Linked DNA regions of Homo sapiens: regions 2, 3, 4 and 5 are each linked to region 1. The links are chromatin loops, found by intact Hi-C in ENCODE. Cell type or tissue: heart left ventricle. All regions are shown on one strand.

Region 1 (5,000 bases):
CTCTGATACCTATAAGAAACACGGCTGCCTTCCGTGTTGAAAACCAGTTTAAGAAAGCTAATTTGAAGTTCATCAGTGGTTCTGGTGAGAAAGAAATAATATATATCCTTGGGATCATTTTTCTTTGTAAGTTTGTTTCTTTGCTGAATTTCTGCCCTAGAATGTTATCATTGGAAGGTATTCTCTGAGCCCCTTTCCATTCCAAGGCCAGCCCGGTCCTGCAGGATTTAGGCCACAATCGAAGCCTCTCTTTGGAGTTTCTTATCTTTTCAGGGGTAGGGTATAGGGGACCGTAGCAGCTTTTCTTTTCCCAAGCTCTTCCGAGAACCAATCAGTGGGGTGGCTGCAAGAGGCCAGGGTCTCAGGAGGGAAGGGACAGCTCGCCCCTTACCCAGGAGGCCCTCCCAGCCAGTGCGCAGCCGGCGCGTCTCACCTGCACGAAGCCCCAGAGCGGGTGGAGCGCGCAGTGCAGCAGCAGCGAGGACCAGCAGCAGCCACGGCGCAGCACCAAGTCCCGGAGGAGCATCTCGGCCAGCGGCGCCCGCTCCTGGGGCGAACTGTCAGGAGAGCAAGGCTAGGGTCAGGCGGACACCGCGCAGGCACTTCCGCCGCCGCGCACCAATATACCTCCCAGCCCGGGTCGGACGGGCACGCCCCGCACCCAGGGGCACCCTAGTAAACCAAGCCTGCACTTACACTCCAGCTTACACCTTCACTGACTCTTCGTCAGTCCCAGAATTCACACTCTTCTTACGCACATCCCCAGAGCCCCGCGTGTACACTTTAGCTCCGCGCACAGCTCCAGAATACTGCGTGCATACCTTGGCCCCATGGACACCTCCAGAAACAGCCAAGCACACTTACTGCGCCCCATTAACCCCCATACAACTCACTCTCACTGTGAGCACACTTCAAACCCGGCGGGCACTACTCACCTGCGCGCACAACCACAGAAACAGCCGTGCACACACACTGATCCCCGTGCACACCCACCGACTCCTGCCTGCACCCTCGCTGACCCTGCATGCACGGCCCCAAGAAATCTCACGCTGCCTGCACCCACACTGCCCAGCCGGCCTCATTGCGCACACTGCAACATAGGCACCTCCGTGCGCTGCCCCTTTGCACGCCTCCGCCCAGCCCCGATCTCCCGCTCCCGGGCGTGGGTTCCCCCACGCCTCCATCTCCGCCCGCACCCTTCCAACGCCTCACGCTACCTTGCCTGGCGGCGGCCCCAGCCGACCCTGGGCTCGGGGAAAAGAGGTCCGCGTTCCCCCCGCGGCAGCTCTGTTTCCCAGCAGCCGGACAGCCCCCATTTAAAGCCAGCCGCCTCCCCAGTCCCCCGCCCTCTAGGCGGGGCCTCCGTCCTCACCTTGGCGGCTGCGCGGGCGCCCGGGGGCTTCACATGCCGGGGAGGAGCGCCCGGCGCTGGAGCAAAAGTTTGCGCGCCGGTTGGGCCTCCCGGGCCGCTGAGCAGAGGACCAGGAGCGGCGTCCTCGCACGGGGCGCAGGGCGCGGTGGCTCCGGACTGCGCCTAGCCGCGCGCGGGGCGGGAGGGGCGGCACCCCGCTCCCAGGGCCAGGGCTGGCCGCCGAGGCGGAGGCAGAGGGCGGGGAAAGTCTCCTCCACGCCGCCTGGAGCCGGCCGCGCGAGCCCTCCCCGGGCCCGCGTTGGCTCCCCGCCTTTCCTGGTGGCGCCGCGCGGCTGCCCGGGGCACTGGGGTGCCCGAGCTCTCTACTACCCTCACGCTGGCCCGCGAGAGGCAGCGGCGGGAGGCGCCGGCAGGGAGCTCCCGCTGGGGCAGCAAAGCCGTGGGTGGAGGCGAAATAAATAATCCACGAAAAAGGAAAACAGACGTGAGCCGAGCCAGAGCCTCTCCCGCCTCCCGCCCGGGGTTGCGCTCCCCCCGCCGCCGCCGCCAGCGCCGCTGCAGTGATTCCTCGTCTCCATCTAGCGAGGCTATTGTGTATTGGGCGCTTAATTATTTATTCACCCTGGAGGCCGAGGATTCCCACTTCCATGGGGTTTTGGCCCTTGCCTGCGCTTCCCCCAAGCCTCTCCCGAGGCTGCGGAAAGGTGGCGAGGACTGACTTGAGACCCTTTTTTGCGCTCCATCCTTGAGGACTCTCCCCGCCGCACTCCCCGCAGGCTCTCCCGGGCGCCGGGGCTGAAAGGTGCAGGCCGCCCCTCTCCCGGCCATGGGCCTTGTCCTCTCCTTTGTAGTCCCAGCAGCAGAAACTCTCTTGCAACACTAGGCTGCGGCTGGGAAGGAGTTGTGACGGCCCTGGGGAGAACATTTCTACCACTGCTCTTCCTCAACCATCTGCAAACTCCTCTGTTTGAGGCAAGATTATCAACAAGTCGGTTCTTCGGGAGGTAGCCTGGTTGCATCTCTTTCAGACAAGCTGTGCCTAGCAGCATCACAGGCATGGCGCGGCCTCTCTGCTCTTGTGGTGGAAGCACTTTGCAAGCGCTTTGACTGATGGGGGCGCCTTCCAGAAGGCCCTCAAGGCCTGGACAATCCTATTTTTAGGTTGGATGAGAGAACCAGGGGCTTAAGACACAGAGCTGAGGGTCAGATACTACAGTGCATGCATGGAAGAAACATTTACTGAGCACCTTTTCCCGGTATTTGGACACCCTTAAGCCACTCATGTAAACACACACTATAAACGCTGGTTTGCAGAGTATAAACTACCTTGCAAGCCAGCTTTCAGAACAACGTCTTAGCGGCCTCCTTCATGCCAGAGCGCCGCCCCGAGGCTGCAGATTGCACCTCAACCAGCAAGATGCAGGGACAAATGTGAATGAGACCTTGTTCCTTCCCCCCTAAGAATTCAGGGGCCTGTCAGGGAGATGGATAAAACCAACCATTCCACTGTGCACTGGCATGTCACACACAGCTGCCCCGAGAAAGGGGAAGACAGGAATGGAGGGCGGGTTGAGTAAAGGCTCCCAGGAGAGGGTGACTTCCTGGGAGTAGGGGAACATCTCAAGCATTGGTAACTCTTTGTGCAAAGAAATGGAGACATTTATTCAATCCTTCATTCCTTCATTCCATATGTAGCCTCCATGGGCACCTGCTGGGGGCCAGACAGAACTCTGGATGCTGGGTAGAAAAGGGAACAAGAGGATATCTCACTGGGGGTGGGATAGGATGGAGGGAGGATGGCAAGAAGATGAAGGGGTAGGGACTTCCTAGGTGACTCATCTACAGTTTGGAGAAATGGAGCAGCTATTGGTCAGCTGAGGTCAAAATAACACTGGATATTTTAATGCCTGTCCGGCTAAAACAAGTCGTGGTATTTTGCTCAGCACAATCTTTACATTTGACAACAGCTCCTGATGTTTACACATGGAGCTCATTGCCACTTACAAATGTTATTTACACCGCATTTTAATTCAGGTCTCACAACTCTTTGATGTAAGTGTAATTGCCCTGTGTGAACAGTTCAGAGACCTTTGTGCCTGAGCCAGAATCACACAGCGGCTCACTGGGGGTTCAGAAATACTAACCCCCAACTAGAGGCTCACGACGTTGGGAGAACTTAGGTAAGTTTTGTGCATTGGAAAACCTGCATTGTCTAATCTGGTCTTCAATATTGCTGTAGTGGACCTAATCTATGCACCTCTCGAGGGTCACCTGGTGTAGATTGCCCGATTCTGTCACTGTTCAGTGTGCCACTTGTAGCCTGCACGGACCTAGGGGGACTGAACAAAGCGGGGCGAACGTGGGAATAAAAGACAAGAGATAAAAGAGTGTATTTGGAAGAAGGGGTCAGGGGGCGCCTTGCCTCTACTGGACAAGGGCCCTGAGTTTTACACAGCTCTCCATATTTATTAGGCAAAAGAGATAGTGAGAAAGGGGAGGGGGTGTGATTGTCCAGTAATTGTCAATTGGTTCACAGCAGGCTTGTGAGGCTGCATCCTTTGAACAATAGGTGCTAGATTTCCCAATAGATAACTTCGAGGAGCCCGGCACCAAGGAGTGATGTCCCTCAGCAAACCTTTTGGTGGCAGGGCCTTGTGAGTTTGCCCTCATCCTGCATTCATGATAAACAGTTTGCTGTTTGATCATATAGCCTCCAGCAGAATGATGAGTTGGTTACGTCCCATGGGCCTTCAGCTCCCTGCAACCTGGCCCCACATCCTGCTGACGCCCCTGTGACCTCCCTTAGGGTGAAGACCAGGCTCTGTCACAGGCCTCTTATGCCATGAGCGGCCTAGAGAGAACATGGCTCTTCTCACCCTTTTCAATCAGTTGGTAACCCACACCACGGCCACATGAGGTCTGCCTACAGGGGCCAGATACATCTACTCAGAAATACAGGGGAGTTAAAGCTTGGGACACATTTTGACCAGTGAAGGACAAGAGGTGGAAGGGACCCAGCATATGGAGTGCAGTGGTTCCATTTGGCCTGTCGGCAGATGTCCAGCAGGTGCAACTGAGCAACTGGCTGTTTTTACTTCTGAGGATATGACCAGCTCAATAATGTACAACCTGGTGGCACACATCTATAGTCCTAGCTACTTGGGAGACTGAGGCAGGAGGATCCCTTGAGCCCAGGAGTTCAAGAACAGCCTGGGCAACATCACAAGACCCTATCTCACAAAAATGCACAACTTTCTATTAGCTTCCCTCCTGCCCTGCTTCACTTTTTGCCTTGTGTCTGTTGCCCTAGGATTTTATCCCTCAATAAAGTATTAGCAAGCAGCATTATTGCTTAATACTCTGTCTCCTAAGGAACAGGGACAGTTGTTCCTGTTCTGGAGGACAGCAACTGTGGTAGCAACTGAATGGAGGGACAGTTGCTACCACAAATTGTCCTAAAAAGTAGACCTTTAGGATGGAATGTTGGATTTGTCTTCTATCTACAATAGGGTCTCCACTGCTGGGCCATAGCTGGCATACAGTGATATTACAATTTCTAAAACTTCACCTGTGGCTAATTGGAATGAGATGCAGGTAGAAAATAAGGCTTTATGAGATCAAATGGCCA
Region 2 (5,000 bases), 130 kb before region 1:
TTTTCCTTCTGGTAACTTACCCCCTAACTACATCAAGAAGCATCCTTTCTGGTACCTTAGTCTAAGGGGCAGGGCCTCATAAATTTGGCCCTACTTTTGATGTGCAGAGGTGCACATGAAGGGTGAAGGTCAAATTGCACCTGTCAAAGTCCAGCCTTTTTACAAGTGTCAGCTCAGATGCCCAAAGAAAACTTCCCACATCTCCTAATGAGAATGAACATCTCTCTCACTGCATATATATATATATATATGAATTTTTTTTTCCTCAGAGCAACTCTGTCTTAGCCAGTGACACTTTCCTGGGAGGATTTTCCTGGTAATCCTCATCCAGGGCTCCAGTCTTGACTGTCATTCTGTGAGCATGTGACCTTTGTATGTGACCTCTTCTCTCAGGATCTCATAACCTTCCTGAGTCCATTGTGGGACCTGGAATACGTCTGAGACTACACTGGCATTTCATGGTTCTCTCTTTCTAAAAACTTCTTGTTAACAGGGATTAGGTTTGAGTAGAATATTTCATTTCACTGATGAACATGACAGTGAGCTATCCCATCAGAGGCATGGTGTGCAAATGTCTGAACTCTAAGTAAATATCTGAACACCTGCTCACTGGCCCATGACTTCGTGTCTTTTCTCCCCTGTTCAACTCCAGCATGATGGTTCCCGGCAATGCGGCGGGGGTGGCCAAGCAGTTCCTGCGCTGCATCTTCCATCAGTTGGCCCCCAACGGCATCTTCCCGCAGCTGTTCCAAAGCACGATCAAAGGTAATTCATCCACTGAGGATCCAGGCACCACAAATTTGCCTCATCCCAGACACCCAAACACTAAATCCGATCGTTGACTTTCCAGATGGGACTTTTTTACGGACCTTAGCCTCGTCTCTGATGGACTTCAATGAGCTGAGCTCCATCGCAGCTCTCAGTCAGCTCCTAGAGGTGGGTTTCCTTTAATGACACCCTAAGCCCCAGCCGAAACTCTAAGCCCCAGCACAACTGTGGGCTGTGTTTCTTTGAGTCACACCATAGGATACTGCTGAGGAAGGATTGCAATGTTATTTAATTTAAAAATGAAATCTAAAATTTTAAAATTAAAAAATATATATTAAATTTAAAGCTAAGGGCTGAGTGCAGTGGCTCATGCCTATAATCCCAGCACTTTGGGAGACTGAGGCAGGAGGATTGCTCGAGGCCAGGAGTTCAAGACTAGCCTGTGCAACATAGCAAGACCCCCATCTCTACAAAATAAAAATAAAAGAAATTAGCTGGCATGGTGACACATGCCTGTAGTCCCAGCTACTCAGGAGACTGAGGGGGAAGGATCACTTGAACTCAGGAGTTGGGGGCTGCAGTGAGCTGTGATGGCTACATTACACTCCAAGTTGTAATGGCTACATTACACTCCAATGGCTACATTACACTCGCAACGGAGCGAGACCCCCAACTCAAAAGAAAAATAATAGAAAATGCTAAAATTTAAATAATTTAAATTTTAAAAATTAACATAATTTAAATTTTAAAAATTAACATAATTTAAATTTTAAAAAGTTAATTAAGAAATAGAATTGCATAGAATAGTGTCAGTTGGACATTGCGGCTTTGCGTGGATTTACTCTTCATTGAAAACTTCTCCATACCCTCAGCTAAGTCGTGACCTTGCTTCCACAGAACAACTTGGTTTTCCAAGGGCAGAGTGGTGGGTGGAGCTATGGGCGTTGGATCAAGAGACTTGGGTTCAAGTCTCAGCACTGCTGCAGGTCAGCTCTTGGGGTTTGCTTGCGGGAGATGCTCACTGCTAGAAAAAAAGCTGCAGCTCCTGTAACTCTATGCTCAGTCTTTGTGCTGGGGATTATTTACAGTGAGCATCATTCATTGTTTTCTTAGCACCTAACCACACCAATTGTAGACCCTTGGAAGCTGTTTCCTATTTCTTGCTCACTTTTCACCTCTCATCAATTTTCCCCCTTAAGTTTGTCTGAACGATTTTCTCGTTATCCTTCCAGTCTATCACAGGGATTGGCCTATGTAGTAGGCACTGAACACGTTTATAGCCTGAAGATGTGACTTTTAAACTGACATTTACCAAATAGCGCTATGCATTCCCGTGCTGTTTCAGCAGTTGATGGCCTATGCTTTTGTGTTTTTAGGGTCTAAATAACAAAAAGAATTTACCAGCAGGGGGTGCTATGATTCGCTGTTTGGAAAACATTGCAACCTTCATGGAAGCTTTGCCTATGGATTCTCCTAGTAGCCTCTGGACCACAATTAGCAACCAGTTTCAGACATTTTTTGCCAAGCTGCCTTGTGTTTTACCTCTGAAGGTAAGCTGAGCCGAAGGTTTCATTTTCAATTAATTTCTTACCATTTTCAGACCGTTTATTTACAAGCAGCAGAGTCTTGGGTGATTTAATGTATCGCAAAGGTTAATGAGGAAACTCCGTCAGCCATGGAGTGAGGATGCTTATTTGGGTTGTTCTGTCTTCTCTTAGAGAATGACAGGAATGTGGAGTGAGCATTTTGCTCACTGACTATGAATATGCATGTTTCCAGTTGATTTGAAAAAAAAAAAAAAAAACAAAAAAACAGCCAGGAAGACATGAGTAGACTGTGTTTATCCGGCAGTTTTTCTCCCGTAGATATTAAATAAGTAAGTAAATAGTTTTGTCCAAAAGCAGCTCAGACATATAATGTAAAGTTTCCATTTTAGAGAATTATCTAAAGGGAAGTAATTGCTGTGTTTGTGAATGATGATGTTTCTGCTTGACTGTTACCCCCTACACCATACCATCTCCCAAGAATACACACACAATTACCTACCTGGAAATCTGGTGGCCCAAGGATCATTGACAACATGAGCTCAGTAAATGCAAATAAGAAGCCAATACTGTTAAAGCTGGAAGAAACCTATAAAGATCATCCCTTCCAATGCCTCTGTTTTCTAAATGAATTCTGCAAATTCAGAGAGATGGTATAGCTTCTGGAAACAACACAGTGGTGGCAATGTGAGGATTAGAACTGAGGTTTTCTGACTCACAGTCCAGTGCTCATTTCACTAGCAGACTCTTCTTGCCCTTCTGCAGCAGGGGTGAGTTGAAGGCATTCATGTCTCTAGAGTAGGGGGCAGAGTGGTGGCTGGCAGTGGTGTTGCTGGCTTTGAACCTGACCTGTTCCATGAGGTTTTTTGTGCTTTCTCTATGCAGATTACAGAAGCATTTAACTGGCAACAAAATGAATCAGGCAGGGCATAGCGGCTCATGCCTGTAATCCCAACACTTTGAGAGGCAGAGGTAGGGGGATCGCTTGAACCCAGGAGTTTGAGAGCAGTCTGGGGAGCATGGCGAGACCTCGTCTCTACGAAAGATTAAAAAAAAAAAACATAGGCTAGGCAATATAGTGAGACTCTGTCTCTTAAAAAAAATTAGCTGGGCAAGGTGGCATGCACCTGTAGTCCCAGCTACTTGGGAGGCTGAGGTGTGCTCATTGTTTGAGCCCAGGAGGTTGAGACTGCAGTGAGCCATGATCGCACCACTGCACTCTAGCCTGGATGACAGAGAGAGACTCTGTCTCAAAAATAAATAAACAAATAGAAAGTATTTTAAAAATTAGCCAGGCGTAATGGCATGTACCTTTTGTCCCAGCTACTTGGGAGGCTGAGGTGGGAAGATTGCTTGAGCCTGGGAAGTCGAGGTTGTAATGAGCCATATTTGTGCCACTGCACTCCAGCCTGGGCAACAGAGTGAGATCTTGTTTCAAAAATATAAGATAAAATAAAAATAAAGTGCATTTCCCATAGACAGAAAAACAAAAGGATCAGGTTACCTATTAGTAGCTCCACTTCTGAAATGAGTATTATGTAACATAAGATACTTGATAAAGATCAACAACCTATGCTAATACATTTTTCCAAATGGGCAGATACTACTAATAGGTCTGTAAGGGATAATGCAGGGACCCTTAGCTCAGCGTGTGCTGCTTTGAGCTTTGAGTTACTGTAAGAAGCAGGAGTATAGAGGAGGGATCTTTACCACCTCTTATATTCTATGATCCTCGTTTGCCCACAGATGTGGAGTAGCTGAATAAATCCAAGCAAGAAGGGTTAGTACTTTGAAACTGTGTATGTGTATAGCTACTGTACATCAACACACAGGAAACTGAGTGCACAAATTTTAAGCACATGGAACCTCCTAGGACCCGAGAACCAATCAGGGCTTCACTGCTAAAGAGCCGCACAGGCTAAGAGAAGGGATGGGATGAGGTATGGCAAATTTTTTTTTTTTTTTTTTGAGACAGAGTCTCGCTCTGTCACCCAGGCTGGAGTGCAGTGGCACAATCTCGGCTCACTGCAAGCTCCGCCTCCTGGGTTCACGCCATTCTCCTGCCTCAGCTTCCTGAGTAGCTGGGACTACAGGCGCCCACCACCATGCCCAGCTAATTTTTTGTATTTTTAGTAGAGACGGGGTTTCACCATGTTAGCCAGGATGGTCTTAATCTCCTGACCTTGTGGTCCTCCTGCCTCGGCCTCCCAAAGTGCTGGGATTACAGGCGTGAGCCAAAGCGCCCGGCTGAGGTATGGCAAATTTAAATGCCTGTGTGCCGATGTGACTGTCAGAAGATTTAACTTGGGCACAGAAGAGTGGCAAGTGTTGCCAGCTGTAAACAAGTGGCGTGCCTAATTTGTGACAATCAACCTGCCCATAGGGACCCTGCCTACAGGGTTAATAAAGGAGAAAAGATAATAAGGAGAATTGAGACCCTTAGGAACTAGAATGTGCCAGTCCTTCTATGAGGTCAGTGGCTACTCACGCCTGCCAATTGTTGTTCTGTGGGAGCGCAGGCTTCTGGTTGTCTGTCTTCCTTTTTTTTCCCAAGAGAACATTTTCTGGTTTTTAAATCACTATGGGGGCCTGATGAGCAGCCAGTTTTCAGCCTCTGGTTTAAAGTAGTGTAAATGTCACATCAACTCCGATGAGTGTCGAGCAGATTAAATAGAACCAGTGGTTCCC
Region 3 (5,000 bases), 53 kb before region 1:
CTGACAGTTCCAACCGCAACTCCTGCTAGGCGGCCCTTCTCCTAAGTGCGAGTCTCTCACGAGGTTCCCACGGCACTAGTTTCCCGCTTGCCTGTCTTCCTAGAGGTGCTAACCGCCCCCACTCTGCAAGTCCCTGAGTGCCTCACCTGCCCCACTTGCTCTCTGGGCCTGCCCAAAGCGCTGGAATAATCCTCGCCACCCGCTGGAAGAAGCCCCATCCATGCCCCAGAGGAGCACCACCCACACCCCTGGAAGAAGCCCCGCCCACACCACATAAGGATCCCCGCCCATGCCTCTAGAAGAAGCCCCGCCCACGCCCTGGTGGAGCCCCGCCCCTGCCCCTGGAAGAAGCCCACTATCTGAAGTCTGGTCCACTGAGCCATCTGGGATGAGTTCTGTTTTTTCCAGGGTGCTAACAGACCCAGGAGCCAAGAGCTCAGAGAAAGTGGAAGAGGACAGACAGGAGGCCCCTCTATAGCTGCTCTGAGATGACGCCCCTCACACCCTTCCTGGGAGCCCCCAGCCCACCTGAGACAAAGCCCAGCAGGCTACCGCTGAGCAGCACTGCCCTAGTGAGCTATTAATGTGAGTTTGTTCTCTTTCCCTCCTCCGGTAGAAGCAGGTAGCACATTTCTTCAGGGGAGGTTTGGGGCAGGGAGGGAGGCAGAAGTGGCTCAGGTGTCTTTTGTAAGAACACGAGTTTATATTAAACAGATTATTCATGTTGAGCCTCTCCCAGGGGAAGTGGGGCGTGTCTGCAAGGAGACTGGCAGCCATGGCCTGGTGGCGCACACTCTTCCCCCAAAAAGCAGCTACCGAAGCTAATCTTCAGTACTTCCTAGTGTCTAGTCACGGGCAAAGTCACCACTCAGCCTGGTGACAAAGGCCTCCCCAGTCAGGCTCACGGCTTCCCAGCCTCATCTCCTGCGTCGCAGGGGCTTCCTGGTGTCCGGCTGCTCCCCTCACAGGTGCCTTGACCTAGAATGCCTCCTCTGCTCCGCTGCTTAAAACCCTCCTCCCATTCCAGCAGGCCCTCAGCTCAAATGCTTTATGGTCCAGATCAGAATGCACCGTGACTCCTCCGGGCAGCCACAGCGGGCTGCCAGCAAACCTCGCACAGCCTCATGGAGCAGCCTGTAGGCACAGCCTCTGTCTTACCTCTTTGTATGCCCACCAAGCCTGGCACAAAGAAGGTGCCTACAAAACACGTGGGAATTGGATTAGCTATGTCCCCTGGGAGACTCCAACCATCCACTTTGGTTTTCTTTCTTCCTTTTTTTTTTTTTTTTTGAGATGGAGTCTCGCTCTGTCGCCCAGTCTGGAGTGCAGTGGTGTGCTCTCAGCGCACTGCAACCTCCGCCTCCCAGGTTCAAGAGATTCTCCTGCCTCAGCCTCCTGAGGCTGGGATTATAGGCGTGTGCCACCATGACCTGCTAATTTTGTATTTTTAGTAGAGACGGGGTTTCACCATGTGGGTCAGGCTGGTCTCAAACTCCTGACCTCAGGTGATCCACCCGCCTCCACCTCCCAAAATGCCGGGATTACAGGCGTGAGCCACCACACCTGGCCCCACCTTGGTTTTCAAGACTAAGCCGCTACCCAGAGTTACAGGGTCTTAGAGCATTGGGCCTTTCTGTCTGTATGTCCTTCTGGCCTCAAAGAAGCACAGACGGACCTCACCAAACCCCGAGTGTCCCCTCTCCCACATCCCTGAGGAAGGGCAGGCAGGAATACCGAGGTCTGTTCTTAGCCCAACACTGGAGTCGAACTCGTCAATAACCCTGAAACACGGTGTGTAGTCAGGGCTGGGCTTTGGAGTATTTTTGTTCTGGGTTCAATTTCTGACTCCATTGCTCACCAGTTGTGCCACCCTGGGCAGCTCTCCAACTCCTTAGAACCTCAACCTCCTCTGCAAAATGGAGCTGACTGGGAAAATGTAGGTGGAGATGAACTAAGAGAACGTTGGTGAGGAGAACCCAGTGCCCGGCTGAGGTATTGCTGATTACAGTTATGCCTGTGTTATTTATCAGTGTTTTTGGAGACTGCCCTGCAGCATGTGCATTTTGGGCAGAGGGGGCTCTGAGTTTGGGTTCTCGGCTGGGTGGCAGATGCCCAGGACATGGCCTGTCCTGCATGGAGCCGCCATGCCCGGGCCCTGCCGCCAGGTGTCCTCCCTCCTGTGCCCCGTTACCAGGACGCTCCTGGTCTATTGGCTTTCTGTGGCCCCCCATCCTGTGTGCCTGACTTGTTTTAAGACTTTTACCTTGATATTTTACTTTCTGCTTTTGAATTACTAAAGTGAAATCACATAGAACAACCAACTTAAAGAGTAAACTTAAATATTTTAGATGTTAGGAATGTTCTTAATGTGGCCCTCTAATTTTGGGAGTCAGGAAATGTTTTAAAAACTTCCTTAGAAATATTATATTGTTAACAACTCCTATGACTCTTTGGTGTTTTGCAACATTTTTGTATTTTTCACGTTGCACTGGGCCTGACATATAATTGGTGCTAATCAATTGCTTGTGGAATCAAACTCTCTAAAGTGACAGAGACATTATTTCTGAGATCAACTTTAAAATATTTCGGCAATGAAAAAGATCAAAGGAAAAATAAAATAGATATAGCAAATACAGCAAAATCTTGATGAACTGTTGAATCGGGGTGAGGGTAGATGGAAGGTCACTGTATATTCTTTCTGCTTCTTATATGCTTAACAACTTTTATAATTTAAAATAATGATACGGGATGTGTGTAGGAGCCCCAAGCCCAGCTGGGGTTCCCTTCGGCTTGAAGCTGGGTGCAGTGAGTGAGCACTCACCTTTTTATGGCTTTGTAGCAAATGATGACAAGCACAGTCAGAAACACCAGGGAGGCACAGCATACGGCAATGATGATCACCAGCCCCGACCACCAGCTTTCCTCAGTGGGGCAAGAGGTAGAGTTGGGAGCTGAAAAAGACAGGAGCAGCCTGAGTGTCACCTGGATGAGCTGGTCATGGCCAGTGACAGAGGTGGGACCATCATGGGTGACACCAACAGAGGCGTGGGGAGGTCACTGGTGGGACCATCATGGGTGACACCAACAGAGGCGTGGGGAGGTCACTGGTGGGACCATTATGGGTGACACCAACAGAGGCATGGGGAGGTCACTGGTGGGACCATCATGGGTGACACTAACAGAGGCGTGGGGAGGTCACTGGTGGGACCATTATGGGTGACACCAACAGAGGCACAGGGAGGCCACTGGCATCCATCACCTGGCTGAAGGCTCCCTGACCTTTCCGGCCATCCCTGCCCCCACCCTGCGGCAGGTGACATCATGGCTGGCCCCCAGCCAGGCTGGCCTCTGAGCGCCTCCATCCCTGCCCCGGCGTGCTCAGAGCAGGGGCTGAGCGCCACGCCCCAGGCCATCCATCCTCCCTCGGCATGAGCTAACTGACAGCAGGGTCAGGTCTAATTCCCCATAAAAAATAACAGAGCATCTCATTCTCTCAGCTGAGGCACTAAATCTGGTTCCTCTGCAGGCGGGGGTGGGGAGCGGGGCTCACAGGGGATGCTGAGGGAGGAAGGAAAGAAAGGGAGGACTGCCAATGTCCGTTTCTTGAGCTAATTTCTTGCAAGACGCAGACTTTCTCCCTTCTTGGATTCAGCCCGTGGGGTGGGTATTTGCCGCTGTCTCAGTTTGCACGGGGGTGGTCAAAATTTGGAAAAGTGTCACTGACAAGGCACCGGACACTGGTGCTCCAGGGCCCTCTCTTAGTCACTCAATCCGTGGAGTCCTTGGGGTGAACCTGTCCTCCCTCCCTTGGCACAGGCTGTCTTGGGGTGGACCTGAAGGACTTGTGTCAGTGAGGCCGGTTCGCTTTCCTCTGAGAAAAGCAAAGACATCACACAGCCTCATCCCAGGGCTTCTGGGAAGACTCAGACACAACTGGAAAGGAGTGCCCAGAATTGCAAAAGGAATGGGAGGGAGAAAGGAAGGAAGTGAGAGGGAAAAGAGAAACAAAGAGGAAAGGGGATGATGAGGGAGGAAGGAAGGGATGGACGGATGGATGGATGGACAGAGAGACAGTATTAACTTTGGACAGGTCTCCAAGACGTGAATATATGCAAAAGAATCAGAAATACACCCCAGACTTGGTGTCCACTCTATGATAGATACTTTGAGGGGTGCAACAGTAAGTGGGGAACCAGGGGATGACTTCCCAAAGGGTAATATGGATGGCTTCATTATTATGATTTTTATCAAAGTGTAATCTACATCTAGTGAAATGCACCCCCCATCTTAAAAGTACCATCCTCTGAGCTTTGACAAATGCATGCACCAGTGGAAGCCGCACCTTCAGCATGACACAGAATATTTCCAACAGCCCAGAAAGTGTCCCCGTGCCTCTTTCTAATCAGTCCCACCCTGGGGCAACCACTATTCTGATTTCTAAAATCACTGATTAGATTTGCTTGGTTTTGACATTCACATACATGGAATCATGCAGTGTGTATTTTTTTTGTTCCTTTATTTAGCATAGCGTTTCTGAGATTCATCCATGTTACTGTGTATTTCAGCAGCTCCTTCCTTTGTTGCTGAATAGTATTTCTTTATATGAACATATCACAATTTGTTGTTGTTTTTTCTTTCTTTTTTTTTTTTGAGACGGAGTTTCGCTCTTGTTGCCCAGGCTGGAGTGCAGTGGCACGATCTCAGCTCACCACAACCTCTGCCTCCTCGGTTCAAGTGATTCTCCTGCCTCAGCCTCCCAAGTAGCTGGGATTACAGATATGCGCCACCATGCCCAGCTAATTTTGTATTTTTAGTAGAGACGGGGTTTCTCCATGTTGGTCAGGCTGGTCTCGAACTCCTGACCTCAGGTGATCTGCCCACCTCGGTCTCCCAAAGTGCTGGGATTACAGGCATGAGCCACTGTGCCTGGCCACAATTTGTTTATCCGTTCACCTGATGACCAACACCTAGGTTGTTTCCAGTTCTGACTATCTTGAATA
Region 4 (5,000 bases), 120 kb before region 1:
AGTGAAATGATTTGGTCCTGCTCTTTGAGCCCTTGACTGAAGGTGCAGTTCTGTTTTTATTAGACCAATGGGGTTGCTACAGGAGCCACTGGGCAACAGAGTTTTCAATTAAAAAAAAGTGATTCCATTAGTTAAAGTATCATAAGATTTTAATACTTTTTTTGAAATGAAGTAATCAGCAATTGACTTTATTTGGCCCCAATCTCATTGCAGAGTTTGTTGGAACCATTTTCAAAACTGCTCAGCTTTGTAATTCAGAATGCCGTCTTCACTCTGGCCTACCTGGTGGAGCTGTGTGGCTTATGTTACCGAGCTTTCACTAAGGTAAGCAAGCTTCCATATGTGTGTTCCTGTGAAACTGAAAACTGGCAGAAATATATTCTTTTGAATCAGTGTCAAGTCCCTTTTAGCTCAGTTGCTTCCATATAGTTAAAAATGAGTAATTCTACTGAGGTCTAATAAATACCATGGTAAGGAAACACTTTAAACACACACACACACACACACACACACAAACACACATACAATGTCTAAAATATGCACATATGCAGATTCAGAGAACTGAGGGTCATGTGGTTAGAACAGAAGTGGTATTTTTAATGAAAAGAGCTAATGGTTGACATGACCTCTTAAGGTCCTTTTCAAGTTCATCATCCCATGATTAGTGGGGCAAGGCATCTCTACATATCATTTTTATACCCAAAGTAGAAAAATATCAGCTGTCATTTGTAAAAGCCTTTGAAGAGCTCCTTAATTCTCATCATTTGTCTGTCTCTCCAGGTCTGGGTTCTTGGCCTCTGAGATTGGAATCTTATCTCATCTTTTGTCATCTTGCCTTAATAATGGTTTCTCTATTGCATTATCTGTAGAACCCCTGGCCCACTACTGAGAAAGTGGAAAAGTACTGCTGGCCCAGTGGCAGTAGCAGCCTTGTTGGAGCTGGTAGATGCTGTCCTAATGGAAAATCAGAAGGCAGGGCAAAATGGGAGCATTTCTGTCCTTAAGAACAATGTGCAAATGTTACCCTTTCAATTTCCTAATTTTCCAAGCTTGTTTTCAATGGGTCTCTGTTTCTGTTGTTCTCTCTTGAACATTCAGAATGTTTCTTATTCATGTTGTCCATTTCTATAAGCCCTTTATTTTCCTCATAAAAATCTAATTTTATACTGAGGCTTTCATTCTATTTAAAGCATTCTTGTCCCCTTTCTTACCAACTTGGGTCCATTCTGTCATGTTAAATGTTCCATGGTAATCTTTGTTTTTCTGATTAGAAACTATTTATTACCCTGCCTGGAGCAATATGTTTTCTAACTACCATGATGGTCAGCATTTTTTTCTTCTTTTAGAAACTTCTTGAAAGATAACTTCTTCTTCTTTTTCACTTAAAAATGTAGATCTATAAGACACAGCACCAAAAAGATTTTCTATTTCTAGAAACCATTTGATTTCTTCATTGTGTTTATGTTTAATTTGTTTAAATTATACCTTTTTTGGGGGAAGAATCATAATAAGTTTATACTTTCTATGTTGTACACTGTAGATATTGATTACAGGGGACCTTCTAGCATTTGGATTCAAGATATTATTGGTTTTCAATTCAAAATATTCATTACACAGGATATCTCCTCATAATCCCTCATAACTTTAGTGGCCTTTTACTTCCCATTATCATCTACCCTTTCTCATTCTAATACAAGATGATGATTACTTGTAGAAAGCTTTAGTTGATGGTGTTCCTACCTTCCTCACAGATAATGAGAAACTATAAGAAATCGTTTAAAAATAGCAGTAGCTAATTGAGCTGTCTCCCTTATATAATCAAAAGAAAAGGCATAGAAAGGTAAGAACTTTGGAGACTTCACTTTCTAGCAAACTGGTAGTCTAGATACCCTGAAAACCACCCCACTTAAAATACTAGGAACACTGGATGAAATGTAATAAAGGTGATTTTTAATGTAGAGCTAATTTTATAGAATGAAAGGGGCAAAAATGAAGCGGGATTGACAATCAGAGTGGTAAGCATATAAGTAGCCCTGTGGTGGGGCTGTTGCTTGTCTTGGTAACTTAGTGGCTAGAGTTTTAAAGCCCATACAAAGAAAAGAGATGAAGTCTTGGGATTATCCAGGCAGGGAGTTTGATCTGAGTTATCCCTAGCAAAAGGTCAGAACCCTTGAAAGCCTATTCACTTGGTAAAAGGGTGGTTTGGAAAGAATACATTCTTATATAGAGGTGACAAAGAATGGTATCTGTCTCAGTTTGGGAACTGGGAGAAAGATTTATAGTCTCCCTTGAAAATTAGTAAACATGGGCCTATCTTGGATCAGGTTTAGAGTTTGAATTTATAATATCTGCATGCTCTTGGAACTCCCAAGTTGAAGAGTCAAATAACATTAGTGCTTAGTAAGTAATAACCTTGGAATATCTGGCAGAAGCAAGATCAAAACAAGCCTCAACCCTCTCTGGAGGAATATATCTCCAACCTAGGCCCAGCAGGATTCCTATAGTTAAAATCCTAATGAACATGAGCTCATAATCTAAAATTACAAAGCAAATGAAGATACAACCCACCTTGTGATAGATTAGGAAAGTCAACAAGTAGCAAGATCATTTCCCACAAGAACTTTCAATATTAAAACTGTGATAAAGACTATAAATGATATACATATCATTAAAAATGACAATATATAAGTGACTATACTTTAAATGATATGCATATGAAGAATGTATATATAAATATTATAAAATATAATAAAAATATAAATCTAAATGACTATACTTTAAATGATAAGCATATGAAAAATAAATAAAATAATATAATAGATTTAGTCATTTCAAAAAAAAAAGAAAATAAACCAGACAGATTTAAACAAAGTAGAAATTCTAGAAATGAAAAACAATCACTGATATAAAAAACTTAATGGATAGATTAAATAGTAAATTAGACATAGCCAAAGAGAGAATTGGTGAAATGGAAAATAGATGAGAAGAAATTACCTAGAATTCAGAAGAGAGAGATAAAGAGATGAATATAAAGAGAAATTCTAACAGATATCTAATAAATATTTCAGATAAGGAAAATAGGCTTTTTATCAATTCTAGAGTTGATGGAAATATTTAATTTTCTGATTCAGGAAGCACAATGAGCCCTGAAAGTATTATAAATAAACTAAAGTTTTACCTGCTCATGTCATAATGTACATGAGTAGGTATAACTTGTCAAAACAGTCAAGACAAAGAAAATATTTTCAGAAAAACCAAGGGAAAAGACACTCTGAAGACAGACAATACACTTCTCAACAGCACAATAGAAGCCAGAAGATAATTGAAAAAAAAAGTCTTTAAAATGATAAGAAAAAAGAACTATCTACTTGGAATTCTCTACCAGCTAAGCTATCCTTCAAGAATGAAGGATAAATAGATATTATATCAGGAAAATAAGAAGGCTTCTAATAGATTCTTACTGAAACAACTACTAAAAGATGTAAGAAGGAAAGTGAACCAAGAAGGAAGGAGTGAAATGTGTGAAGGAATGATGCTCAGAAATTGGTACAGTGTGAAAATCTAAGTGACCATTGATAATACAAAGCAGTAATAATAATAATGTTAGTCAGATAGGCATAAAAACAAAATGACAATAGAATACTAGAAAATAGTACTCTGTAAGGGGTGTGTGTTTGTGTGTGTGTGTGTGTGTGTGGTTGGAGACTGGAGTTAAAGCATTCTATATATTATCTACAAGAAGGACAGAGATAATGAATAACTTTGAACTCTTAAGAATACAGGTAGACATTGTAAATGTAAACTCCAAAGGCCAGAAATAGAATTTATAAGTTCCAAACATAGAATAAAACAAGAATAAAAATTCAATCAAGACAAAAAGAGAAGCATAGAACAAGCTGTAATAAGCACACGTAGGATGACAGAATCACAATAAATATAAGTTTACTAGACTCACTAGGGATTGTCAGATTGACTTTTAAAAATTAATCTACATCTAAAACATGTCTAAAGACAGCAAGAAAATTTAAAAGAAAAAGGTTGAAAAAGATATACCAGACTAATACTAATAAAAAGAAAGCTGAAGTTAGTCAACTGACTTTAAGTTGAAAAGCATTATTACAAAGAAAGTCACAATATATTGATAAGAGGAGCAACTCACCAGGATAATGTGACAATTCAAAAATTACACAGAGCTAATAATATAGCCTCCAAATATATAAAACAAAATATAATAGGCTTACAAAGATAAATTGATAAATTCACAGTTATACAGGGAGATTTTCTCTTTCAGTTATGGATAGATCAAGCAGATAAAACATATAGTAGATTCAAACAATAACAGTGAGCAAAGTGGATGCAACGGTCATATAAAGAATCCTGAATCAACCAATTTTAGAACAGATTTAAAAATGTGGAAGATTTTAAAACATGGAACAGATAGTAGGCAATTAATTAATTAAAGAAAGGAAGCAGTAAAGATAATAGCAGAAATTAATGAAATAAAAAACAGATATACCAGCCTGGGCAACATAACAAGACCCTGTCTCTACAGAAAAATAAAACAATTAGCCAGTGTGATAGCATGCACCTGTAGTCCTAGCTGCTCTGGAGGCTGAGGTGGGAGGATTGCTTAAACCCAGGAGTTTGAGGCTGCCACAAGCTATGATTGCACCAACTGCACTCTAGGCTAGGTGACAGAGCAAGACCCTTTCTTCTTCTTTGAAAAAAAGAAAGAAGGAAGGAAGGAGAGAGAGAAGAAGGAAAGGAAGAAAGGAAGGAATGAAGGAGAGGGAGAGAAGGAGGGAAGGAAGGAAGGACAAAGGAAGGAACAAAGGAGGGAGAGAAGGAGGGAAGGAAGGAAAGAAGGAAGGAAAACATAGATACAATGGAAGATCAATACAACAGAAAGGTGGCTCTTTGACTAGACTAATAAAATAGACAAACCGTTGGCAAGACTGATCAAGAAAACCAGATAAAACACACTGATAAAGAATATCAGC
Region 5 (5,000 bases), 100 kb after region 1:
TTTCCATGAGCTGGCTGTGGTCTCACTCACACTGGGGCCACCTGTCACCCCACACTCCTGGCCGCCTGTCCACCTCTGCACCCCTCCTCTTCCATCCATTCTGCATGCCCTTGCTGAGGAAACTTTCCCCAATACCAACATCCTAACATTTCTCCGGCTCCTCTTGCCAGTTCATTCTCCTTCCTGCTGCTCCGGATTCCTCTTCTAAGGGCCGTCTGGAAGCTCCAGTCACCCCCGCACAAGCCGTCAGAGCCTCTCACGCCCTGACGCCTTTGCTGTCCTGCAGGCTTCCCCCTCCCCCGTTCCTCCTGGTACCCCAGCCTTTCCAGCCAGCCTGGTTGCCATATGACCCGTGGCCCATCTGCTCCTGATGTGAACCTGTGTCCCACGGATCCTGAATCCTGAATACCATAGTCACCTGGCATTGCCTTCCACTTCTACTCCCTCTTCCTCTGCCCCGGCCCCTGGGCTTCACCCAGGGGATAGTAATGGTCACTGTCTGGCCTCTGTGTCCCCAGTCTCTGCCCTTGTGGAGTTGAAAAGCCTTCAAAGACCCTTGTGGGTTTCTATGAGAAATCCAAACCTCTGCGTGGCTTAAGAGGCTTGTTCAGGTCTAGGGCCAGGCCATGCTGAACTCTCTCACCCCGTCGCTCGTCACTGCTCCCCTCTCTCCAGCTATATCCAAATGTGTGTCATTCTCATCAAGCTTTTGCAGGCTCTGTCCCTTCCACACTCTGCTCACATTTCCCAGAGCCCCCTCTCCTCTCCTTCACCTGCTCTTTACCCCGAAACACTCAGTTCAAATGCCCCCTTCTCCAAAAGGCATTCCCAAAAACACCCTGGGCGATTTTAATACCTGAAGCGCCAAGAATCTCAACCTTTTCCACCGTCCCAAGGCAGTCACAGGAGGACACATGTCCATGGGCTGGGCCGGGTTTTTGGCATGGTTGCTCTAACTCCTCACCTAGAACATTCTAGGAAGCCTGTCATGTCAGTAAGGCTGATGTATGTATAGGAATAACCTGACTTCCACTTTGATTTGTAGAGTGAATCATGGACGTCAGTCTTGGAGCAGTGCCCGGGCACACCTGCTTTGCTGGGAAACTCACGGTGGATTGCAGCCCCCTGGGGGGTGCCACACCCCACTGTTCCGCCACCACTTTCCAGGCAGGGTTGTAACTGATTGCATGTCAGCCTCCTGCTGGGCTGTTAGCCCCGGTGTGTGAGGCATCCTGGTGACGTTCCTTCTGCTCTTTTGGTGGAGGCAGTTGTGGTGGGGTGGGGATAGCACTGCGCTAGGGCCAAGGGTCCCCATGGCTTCTCCCCTTGGGATGGCAGAGGGAGGGAGAGGCCCGCTCAGGGACCCGCTCACTCTAGACCTTCTGTTTCTGACTCTGGAGGGATGGGCCCAGAGCTGTGCTTGTTAACAAGCTCACAGCGGGCTGGGCATGGTGGCTTACTCCTGTAATCTCAGCACCTTGGGAGTCCGAGGCAGGGGGATTGCTTGAATCTAGGAGTTCAAGACAATCCTGGGCAACATAGAGAGATCCCATCTCTACAAAAAATGTAAAAACTAGCTGGGTGTGGTGGCGTTTGCCTGTGGTCCTAGCTACTCGGGAGGCTGAGGTGGGAGGATCACTTGAACCCCAGAGGTCAAGGCTGCAGTGAGCCATGATTGCATTGCATCACTGTACTTCAGCCTGGGCAACAGAGTAAGACACTGTCTCAAAAAAAAAAAAAAAATCCAGGGGAGTTGGGATCTGGCATTCTGGCATTTGGGAACTTTTGGGTCGCCATTCCCACAAGGCTTCACGTCCATCATTGCATAACTCTGCGGCAGAGCAAGTGGCTATGGATACACCTGTTCACAGGTAAGGGAGGCTCAGAGATGGGGGTCTTGCTAGAGGCAGCACAGTTAGGCTATGTGGCATCTGAAAAGACACACCCGAGCCTCTCTCCCCAGTACCCCTGCGTTTCTGCTCCTGCACCCCTGAAATTTGAAGACCTGAATGTTCACTATTGCACGGACTAAATTTACAGCGGGGAGCAGACGGGGGAGGTGGGGAGCGGACTCTGAGTTCTCTCCATTATGTTGCAGGCCCTGGAAGTTGAGCCGGGCTGTTTGGATTATGAAGCCAGAGTCGGCAAGGCCTGGGCCACCTGGTGGCTACTCTGGGAACTGCAGGCAGGTACCCAGGAAGCAACAACAGGCCTGTTGTGGACCCCTATTCTGCACGGGAGGCAAAGGCCACTCTGCTTGTTATGATGACTGAACAACTGCACAGAGGCACCAATGCCCATTTGAGGAGCTGGCTCCTTTTGATTCAGGTTTAGAAATCTAAAGTCTCCGAGTCCGGCCTGGCTGGGCTCCAGGCAAGTTGGGGCTCTTCTGGACCTGTTTCCCGTCTGCTGGTGAAGAGGCTGGATTTAATCTCTGGGGAGCCTGCTTGGCTCTGAAAGTCTTCTATGGCATGAGTAGGGACAACTGATGACAATTCAACACAGCAAATTCTTGTTCAAGTCCGAGTTTCGGGATTTGGGGAGGGGTCCTGCACACCTTGAGCTTGGAAATGTGCTACCCCACCTCCTGGGGAAAGAAAAAAGACGGGCTGAAATGAGCCCAGTTCTCCTCTTGGACTCTCGTGCTCGCCAGGCGTTTTTCAAAGATGTTCAAATGAAAGCATAATTGAAAAATGAGGCTGTAACTCCGGGAGAAGGGGTGGCAGGCCCAGGGCTGCTGACTTAATCACGCCGCCTAATGTCATTACCTCTGTGTTAATAACCGGTGCGGCGGCCGCAGGGAAGGAGCCCTTCACTGTGGCTCAGACACTTTCCAGCTGACGGGGCTTTTCTTCTTCTGCTGTTTTTCACTGCAAACAAATGCCTTTCTCCATTCCAGAGAATTCCCTGGAGTGAGGTAAACATATGAGTGCAAATGGGCTTTTTCTTCTTCTTTCTGAAATTCTTGAGCAGGAAAAAGATGTGCAGGGCTGTATCCTGGGACAAGGGATGGCCGGTGCTCAGCAAAGTCCCAGAGACCAGCCCTTCCCCTCCCATCAGCAAGGCCCAGAGACCAGCCCTTTCCCCTCCCATGAGCAAGGCCCAGAGACCAGCCCTTTCCCCTCTCATCAGCAAGGCCCAGAGACCAGCCCCTTTCCCCTCCCATGAGCAAGGCCCAGAGACCAGCCCTTCCCCTCCCATCAGCAAGGCCCAGAGACCAGCCCCTTTCCCCTCCCAGGCTGGGAGACAGGAGACCCAGAGCTCACCTCGGGGATGCGCGCCTTTCTCTCTCTCCTCTTTCTCTCCTCACTCTCAAGGAAACGCTCTCGTGTCCCCTTCCTTCCCCTCAATCATCCCCTCCTCTCCCTTCCCCTCCTTTTTACCAAAAACTCACTGGACAGTGGCACCATCCAGACCAGAAAAGCAAAGGCTGGGGGACTGCTCTGGGCTCCACCCTCCCCCAAATGCTGGGCTCTTCTGGGCTCCAGCCCAGCCTTTGCCTCCTTTTCATTTTGGGAAATTTGACAAATGCAGAAAAATCCTAAAAGGAAAATGACAACACCCCATATCTCCACTGCTCTGAATTAACCACTGTTAATATGAGACATTAATATATACTTATATGTGGCATTTTCACTTCTAGACATTTTTTAAGGAAAAACCACTCTCTTCTTTATTATTAAACAGGATACATGCACATTTTAAGGAAGTCAAACGATCAGAAAAGTAAAGGGAACCAACCACCGCCACTGATTCCCACCACCCAGAATTTGCCGCTGCTATTTTGGTGTCTTTGCTGGTAGTCATTTTGCTATGTGCAAATTAAAGAAATGAGACAAATAGCATATACATCTATTCTCTTTTAAAAATTAGAGTTCTACAACACAATTAGAATCCCCTTTGTCCACACACTTTATTCTCGTGAGCCCGAGAAAACCACTGCTCTCAGGCTGTGGCTGCCCTTGGAGCCCATTGTAAGCACATTTACACACAAGTATGAATCCAGAGAAAACACGAGGTGTCATTTTGTGCTTTGTTTCTATCATGCCCTATCATTTTCAACTTGCTTTGTCCTCTTAATCTGTTCTGAGCTCTATTTTCACTGCTCCCTACATACTGCATTCTCCCACTCTCCTCCCCTCCCCCTCCCCTCCTCATGGGGCTGCCTCCTCTCTTGTCCTTCCCTCATGGCCCTGGGTGGAGAACATGCCTGCTGCCACCCAGGCCCACCTCTGAGCTGCTCCGCCTCCCAGCTGCTCCGCCTCCCAGCTGCTCCGCCTCTGGCCTGCGTTCTCCTTTAGTGCTCATCTGCTTCCGCTATCATATTATGAGCCAATTATCTGTTCTTCTCTTGGGGTTACAATCACCGCCTCTCTGTTCTTGGTACCTAGCCCAGTGGTGCTCATTAAATGTTTATTAATGAATGTGAATTAAGCCACTTTAATTGAGCTGCTGCCAAACCTGGATTTGCCTGCATACCTCCAGGGACAAGGGGCTCACTACCTAGATTCAGGTAGCAGCAGTGGGCTATCCAGCTGTGGCAGGCGGGGATCTCTAGCAAGGGTGTGCTTCCAGCTTGGCACACGTACTGCGGGGTGGAGAGGGCAGGTACACTGGAGTGAGACTTGTGTAGGGGGTTGAATTGTGTCCCCTAGAAAGATAAGCTGAAGCCCTAATGCCAGTACCGTGAATGTGACTTTACTTGAAAATAAATGCAATGAAGTTAAGGTGAGGTCATAAAGGATTAGGGTGGGCCTTACGTTCTTTACAAGAGAAAGGAAAGAAATTTGGATACAAAGACACAGACTATGTCTGGATGCAGGCAGAGAGTGGAGTCACTGCAGCTCTAAGCCAAGGAAGGCAGAGAATTGCTGGCAACCATCAGAGGCTAGAAGAGAGGCAAGGAAAAATTTTCCTCTAGAGCCTCCGGAGAGAGCTTGGCCCTGCTCACACCTTGATTTTGGTCTTCTGGCTTTCAAAACTGGGAGAGAATAAATTTG

Evidence for each region. Peaks named below come from ENCODE experiments on the same cell type or tissue, not always from the same donor. Only the 100,000 strongest peaks of a DNase experiment are listed, where the experiment ranks them.
Region 2: it touches region 1 in a loop (12-fold over the local background); 62 of 110 quality-filtered maps call a loop at or near these places.
Region 3: a loop joins it to region 1, with 12 times the contacts of the local background. A loop is called at or near these places in 26 of 110 quality-filtered maps.
Region 4: a loop joins it to region 1, with 2.4 times the contacts of the local background. A loop is called at or near these places in 62 of 110 quality-filtered maps.
Region 5: a loop joins it to region 1, with 4 times the contacts of the local background. A loop is called at or near these places in 32 of 110 quality-filtered maps.

Annotation. Positions count from the first base shown.
Region 1 is chr14:93,787,193-93,792,192 of GRCh38, forward strand. PRIMA1 (proline rich membrane anchor 1) reads right to left here and starts at 1,293. Exons shown (of 5, transcript NM_178013.4): 1 at 1,218-1,293; 2 at 434-557. The coding sequence starts at 526. RefSeq lists enhancers at 659-1,370, 1,371-2,084, 2,085-2,796. In heart left ventricle, a CTCF peak has its summit at 1,961; DNase peaks (open chromatin) are centred at 504, 1,449, 1,519 and 1,969; H3K4me3 peaks cover 1,976 bases; H3K27ac peaks cover 383 bases; H3K27me3 peaks cover 1,340 bases.
Region 2 is chr14:93,653,090-93,658,089 of GRCh38, forward strand. UNC79 (unc-79 subunit of NALCN channel complex) reads left to right here. Exons shown (of 52, transcript NM_001395159.1): 39 at 653-765; 40 at 851-936; 41 at 2,145-2,318. Among named protein-coding and RNA genes, the nearest start is that of PRIMA1, 130 kb to the right of the region's middle. In heart left ventricle, CTCF peaks have their summits at 2,173 (motif pointing right) and 2,377; no DNase peak of the experiment used is centred here; H3K27me3 peaks cover 431 bases.
Region 3 is chr14:93,734,420-93,739,419 of GRCh38, forward strand. PRIMA1 (proline rich membrane anchor 1) reads right to left here. Exons shown (of 5, transcript NM_178013.4): 4 at 2,822-2,951. Among named protein-coding and RNA genes, the nearest start is that of PRIMA1, 52 kb to the right of the region's middle. In heart left ventricle, a CTCF peak has its summit at 2,175; a DNase peak (open chromatin) is centred at 2,149.
Region 4 is chr14:93,662,391-93,667,390 of GRCh38, forward strand. UNC79 (unc-79 subunit of NALCN channel complex) reads left to right here. Exons shown (of 52, transcript NM_001395159.1): 43 at 214-324. Among named protein-coding and RNA genes, the nearest start is that of PRIMA1, 120 kb to the right of the region's middle. In heart left ventricle, no CTCF peak of the experiment used is centred here; no DNase peak of the experiment used is centred here.
Region 5 is chr14:93,890,967-93,895,966 of GRCh38, forward strand. No RefSeq gene overlaps it. Among named protein-coding and RNA genes, the nearest start is that of FAM181A-AS1, 33 kb to the right of the region's middle. RefSeq lists enhancers at 1-749, 1,785-2,559, 2,560-3,333. In heart left ventricle, CTCF peaks have their summits at 2,181 (motif pointing left) and 2,384; a DNase peak (open chromatin) is centred at 2,165; H3K4me3 peaks cover 371 bases; H3K27me3 peaks cover 512 bases.